Linked DNA regions of Homo sapiens: region 2 is linked to region 1. Evidence: chromatin loops called from intact Hi-C (ENCODE). Cell type or tissue: gastrocnemius medialis. All regions are shown on one strand. Each heading gives the region's core, and the rest is flanking DNA. Links, peaks and the distances in the headings are about the cores only.

Region 1 (2,900 bases), core at 245-2,744:
ATCCACGGTGTAGTATGAATCAGTTCTTCACGCATGCTGGCTGTTAGTGCAGTTTTCTCTAACATTCCTAGCTCCTTTCTGGAGTTGCCTGGCCCCCGATGCCCTCTGGCAGCCACACCGTGGACCATCCTCCACGGCTGCCCACAGCTCACCTCTGCCCATTCTTCCCTTGGCACCACTGATCTTGGCTCATTTTTCCAAAATATGGCAGCTTATGTTTGTATAACATTCTAGGCAATTTAAATTTTTAGTTCTTAAAACAACTGTGCAATAAGCACTATTATTACTCCCATTTCATAGATGAGAAAACAGGCTCCAAGGGGCCCAGGATCGCACAGAGCCGAAACAGGACTCAGCTTTGCCGTCCAGTCTAATCAAACACAGCACAACTGAGCTGTGAATGACTGATAACCTTACCCTCCCGAGAGAAAGGTTTTCCATTAGAGAAAACAAACAAAGACAGAGATTGCTGCTGGCAATTAATCCTTAATTCGCTTGAAAGGTGGTATGAAATGAAGAGCTTTAGGTCAGGTGAGGAAGAGTTCTCGGGTGGATGAGGAGGGTTCTGTGGAGGTGGCACACACTTTGTGCAGTCTCTGGAAGGCGAAGGACTTAGCTCCCCGTGCTCAGAAGCTAGCCTGGGGCTGGCCTCCTGGACATAGATGGGCCAGCCTGCTCCAGAGAAGTGGCTGCTCGGCCTCAGGGCTGGAAGGGTTCTTCATCTCATGTAGTGCAGACTTCATTCAGTGTCTGATGCTCTTCCGTCTCCTAATTCCATGACTCTCTCTGCTTGAATACTTTCAGTGATGGGGACCTCATCACTCCCAAGATAGTTCATCCCATCAAACAGCTTATGATTCCTGGTTCCAAGACTCTTTAGCTGTTTCTCCTGCGATGTGTTTTTAAATACCCTTGTTGCCCTGGGATTTCAGCTCCTCTAGCCCCATCCTGACCACAGCTCCTGTGCGTCCAGCCATCACAAAGGAGAGCGACACCTTCTTGACTTAAGACTGTAGGTCAAGTCATTAGCAAAGTTGAAGAAACCTCACCAGGCTGCCCCTTGGATGGCCTGGGGCTGGGGCCATGGCTGAGCCAAGAGAGGCAAAGAGATACACGATGCAATTGGGAAACAGGCCGCTGTGCAGGAGCTCGTCCTAAGCCACTGTGGGTTCTGGGGAGGAGAAAGGGATGAGTGGGGGTGAGCAGTGGAAGTGCCTGAGAGATGGATGTGGCGGTCCGCGGGCAGAGGAAAGAGCAAACACCGGCAGAAGCAGAAGGTAGGAGAGGACAGACACAAGGCCAAGACAAAGAGGAGCTGTGGCTTCCCTGGTGACCCCATCAGCCGATGAAGTGAGCACCAGGGACATGGAGGGGTGTGAGTGGCCCAGTTCAGCATGGCCCCGGGGGCCGGGCTGTTCCTGGCCCCCTGCCACTGCAGCCTGACACATTGCTCCAGAAATAGTCCCAGGTTTTTATCAGGCCATCTGAGCTTATTTATAAATAGAGGACTGGAGGATAGAGGCTCCATGCCAGGTGAATGCAGGGCAAACTCCCAGGCACTGTCCTGCCCTCTGAGATGGCCCTTTCCCCTCTCTCAGTCCTCCCCCAACCCACCCAGACCTGCCTCTGGGGCCACCTCTCTATCCCTGTGGGCAGGACAGAGGAAGCTGACATTGCTGGGTCTGCTTCAGACCTGGCCCAGGGCCAGGGGCTCCACAAATATAAAGACCAGGAATCTTTATCTATAAACCCCTTTGGGCAAAAATAGAACTTTCTCCGTTTTCTGACTTTAATTCTGATTGCATTCTCCTGGGATGGCAGACATTTCTGGATCTTCCCCTGCAATTTTCCCAGGTGGCTAGAGATTCACGTAGCACCACCACGTTCAGGGGGATCTCGCCTGCAGCTGATGATGGTGTTAGTCACAGGTGGTGACTGGCAGAGCCCTGTCTATCCTGGGCCACTGGCCCCTCCTGTGCTTTGCCGGGAGGCATGGGCTCGGCAAGGCTGTGTGTGGTCTGCCCATCTAGACCTGCCCCCACAGCTGTTTCTCCTCTGGGCCATCCCACCTCCTCAGGGCTGGCTGGGCAGCAGGGTATTTGCACCTCTTCTGGAACCCTCCATGTCCCAGCTCATCACTTCCCCTCCATCTCTCCCCAGTCTCTGGGAATTCTTGCTCTTTTTCTGTTTTCTCCCAAGTGCTTTGATTATCCCAGCATACCTCTTCATCCCCCAGAGGCCTTTGGAAACCTAAGCCAGGAAGTTTTCCTGCCTTTCTCTGTGACTTCAATCTGAGGAGGAAGGAGAGAGAAAAGGCAAAAAACAAACAAACAAACAAAAAAAACAGGAGAAGAAAAAAGAAGAGATTGATGGATCAGAAAGTATTCCACCGCACCCACATATCATTTAATTCTCTCAAAAATCCTGGGAAATATTACTGTGCCCATTTTATAGATGAGGAAACTGAGGCTCACAGAGGTTAAGTGTCATACCCAAAGTAGGCTTGGGTCCAAAGCCCATTCTATCTCCACCATACCACCTCCCTCAACCTGGTATCCCATGCTGTCCTCCTGGGCCACGGGCACTGGGGCAGGCAACCCCTCCTCCCCAGGTGGTGGCATTGTCTTCTCTTGTTTCCCCACTTAAACTTCCCAGCCTTCCATCCCATCCCCTCCAGCCAGACAATTGGTGGCGGAGGTGGCCATCAGAGACGACAGAGGCGTGGGAAGCCCTGCTCTTCACATGCTTTGGATCTGCCTGCCCACACAGCTAATGTATATTCCTTCTAGCCCTGGCTCTCCTGGGGCGGTGACCCCTCCCTCGTGGCTCAGTAAGTGTGGCCCTATTGACAAAGCTCCCCCATCCCCTATCTCAATGAATGCCGCTTACCCCCAAGTCAG
Region 2 (2,900 bases), core at 107-2,606, 250 kb after region 1:
ATTCTATTCCTCTCTAGGATATTTTGTAAATCTTTTTGTCTGGGTAAAGCAGAAATAGATGCACCCAAATCAATACACGGTGTTCTCTGCCTAATGGAAAAATTTACTTTAAAATCTTCTAAAAATGTGCTCTAAGATAATGGCCTGGAGGTACATGCCCATTTCTCCCCAAGACAATCGGAGGAAAAGACCTGCTACTATTTGGGACTTGGGAGTGGGAAGAAGAAGGGGGAAGAGCAGAGCAGAAGATCTGGGGTGGAGGGAAGAGTAGGAGGACCTGCTGCTCAGGGCCACAGCCCTGGTGGCTGGGCACTGGGGCACTGGGGTCGGCACTGGGCTCCTTGAGCCCTCTAGGGGATGCTGGTCCCAACATCTGGTTCCCTGCCGAGGACAGTCATGCCACTGGGGTCTCCAGGCCACTTACCCTTGCAAGGATCAAGCCTATACCAACTGCTCCTCTGCCTCCATGGCCCTCCAGAGCAATACGTCTCACTGGACAGTACTGTTTTCTTTCCTGTCTATCTTCTCCCCCACTCCAAGCTCCTCAAGGTGAGAACTAAGTAAAACTCACTTTTGCAAACCCCAGCACTTAGGACACATCAGGTCAAACTTGAGCTGCATCAGGGTCACCTGGAGGACTGATGAAAACATATTGCTGGGCTCCACATCCAGAATTGCTGGTGCTGCTGGTGTGGGGACCACACTTTGAAAACCACTGCAGTAGCTGCTCAGGAAAGGGCTGTGGACGGAGTCAATGAACTAACCACTCACTTGCATGCAAGAGCAACTCAGTTTTGACTTTTTTTTTCCCTGGGTCTTTACAGTTGGCCCAGCTCCCAGCCCACTTGGTCCAGAAAGTCCTCCCTGCTCACGGGGGCTTCGAGTATCCATGCTGTCTCTGAGCTCCTCTAGATCTTGAGGGTCACATGCATATGCTCTGTCCCTACGTACCCCTTGGCTGCCCAGAGCTGGGTCTCTCAGGTGAGAAGAAGGCAATCAGAGTCATTGTGGCATTGTTAGCTGAGTCAATAAAACAAACCCCATGGGGACCACTCCCTGGCTACATGTGGGTCATTAGGCCCACTGCAGGCTGGGGAGAGGAGCAGTTCTAGGGGACCATGAAGATCTTGGGGATCCAGGAGCCCCCTAACACCCTGACTGGGAGGATATTCCCAGAGGACAGAGTTTCCTGGCTGAGCAAGAATCCAGATGGCCTGCCTGCCATCCAGGAATCTCTCACTAGCATGCTTTGACAGCCCAGTCTGGGAGAACTGCTCACTGGGACAGTTCATTACTACCCATCGCCAGCGTATGGGAAGGATGATGGTCAGTGCTGGTTGGGAAGGGGAAGAGGAAAGCCCAACAGTCAGCACCAAGGCCAGGGGCTTGAAGCAGCGGAGGCGGGTGGGGCATGCTCAAGCCCTAGGGTCCCTATGCTGCACAACTTTAGGAGGTGCCATTTACATAGTAATCCCTGTGGAGAGTGCCCTCTGGAGGCGTGCAGTGCACAGTCTGTGCAGTTCTATGCAATAGTCCATCCTGCCAAACCTCCTCTGACAAATTCTCTTATTTGTTATTCCCAGAGTACCTGCTGTGTACCCAGCATGAAGCAAGGCGCCGGGGCCATGCAGGTGGCCAAAGATGACCTGCCCTTTTAAGGCTCTTAGGAGAAAGGCCAGCTACACAATGCAGGAAGAAGCAAAGTGCTGGAATGAGGGGATGACCGGGCGCTATGGAGCCAGGGAGGAGGGCTTTAGTTTGCCCAGGGAGGCCAGGGAGCTGGCTTGTGGGGGCAGCCAGCTCCCTATGGGCCAGTTAATCCAGCCAGGTTGGAGGCCATCAGGCAGTGGCAGCTGAATCTGCAGCCTCAGCGTCTGGAGCTGGGTGGTTTCTTGCTTTCCAGGGAGACCTGGAGCTGCACAAACCCTGGGACTGGTGGGTCTTGTGGGCTGTGGCTGCCCCCACCCCTCCCCTTGTTATGGCACAGGATTTGCTGAATCAGGGATGGGCCTCATCCCTGCTCCTGGGCAGGGTGAGCCGTGGGGTTAGGAAAGGGCAGAGTTAGCCAAGACACACAGAGGCAGCTCAGCATGTCTGCCATGGAGCTCGGCCTGCCTCACATCACCTGATTTTTGGGCTTAGGGATGCATGCCTTATCCTGGTTTGCCCAGCTGCTGCACTGCCTTTTTCTGGAAGCCTCGGAGGGGCCCTCCCCTGCCCCTCAGTGGCCTCTTTCTTTGGATTCCCAGGGATACTGGAAATCGGCCTCCACCCTCTAACCGCTCTGCATGGGAAGAGTCATGTAGCCACTTCTCAACCACCTGCCATGGGCCAGCTCCAACTTTTGCAAGAGCTCTGACTTTTGCAACAGCTTTGATGTTCGCCAGGGTCCCAAGAGCTCAAAAGTCTGGTCCAGGCAGCCCGGGGAGCAGCTCCTGGCCTCCACCTGGGCCTAGGACAGGGAGGACTTCACGCTCTGGGACTAACTCTGCACTTTTTGTCACATTAACATTGGCTGCACACACTGGTTCTCTTGTCTGTCACCTCATTGGATGGGGGCCAATAAAAAACTCATTTCTGTGCCTCTAACACCTACCGGGGCCTAGCACACAGTAAGTGCTCAATACATTTTTGTGGTTTGAATGATTTAAGGACTAGATTCTAAGGGGAGTATTTGTGAGTTGGGAGGGGAGTATTTGTGAGTCATAGCTGTTCTCCCCAGAACCTAGCTGGGGCTCTCTTGTACTCAGTGGTGATGAAATAATAATACTATGAGTTTCTAATCCCTTCTGCAGCTTGGTGACATTGTTAGACCTGGCCAAGCATTTCGCTATTTGATAAACTTAGTAACACTGAGGACTTATGCAAAGATGAATGTAAACACTGGAAATAAATATTAA

The links. A loop is a pair of places that touch in the nucleus more often than their neighbours do. Peaks named below come from ENCODE experiments on the same cell type or tissue, not always from the same donor. Only the 100,000 strongest peaks of a DNase experiment are listed, where the experiment ranks them.
Region 2: it touches region 1 in a loop (2.5-fold over the local background); 10 of 110 quality-filtered maps call a loop at or near these places.

What each region holds. Positions count from the first base shown.
Region 1 is chr2:119,484,110-119,487,009 of GRCh38, reverse strand. The region is part of intron 2 of SCTR (secretin receptor); the gene reads left to right. SCTR-AS1 (SCTR antisense RNA 1) reads right to left here. Exons shown (of 2, transcript NR_147847.1): 2 at 1-1,171. Among named protein-coding and RNA genes, the nearest start is that of SCTR-AS1, 9.1 kb to the right of the region's middle. In gastrocnemius medialis, for the core only: no CTCF peak of the experiment used is centred there; DNase peaks (open chromatin) are centred at 1,439 and 1,979; H3K27ac peaks cover 1,923 bases.
Region 2 is chr2:119,233,325-119,236,224 of GRCh38, reverse strand. All of the region lies in intron 2 of STEAP3 (STEAP3 metalloreductase), which reads right to left. Among named protein-coding and RNA genes, the nearest start is that of STEAP3, 11 kb to the right of the region's middle. RefSeq lists a silencer at 1,516-1,565. In gastrocnemius medialis, for the core only: a CTCF peak has its summit at 1,487 (motif pointing left); a DNase peak (open chromatin) is centred at 2,344; H3K27ac peaks cover 2,500 bases.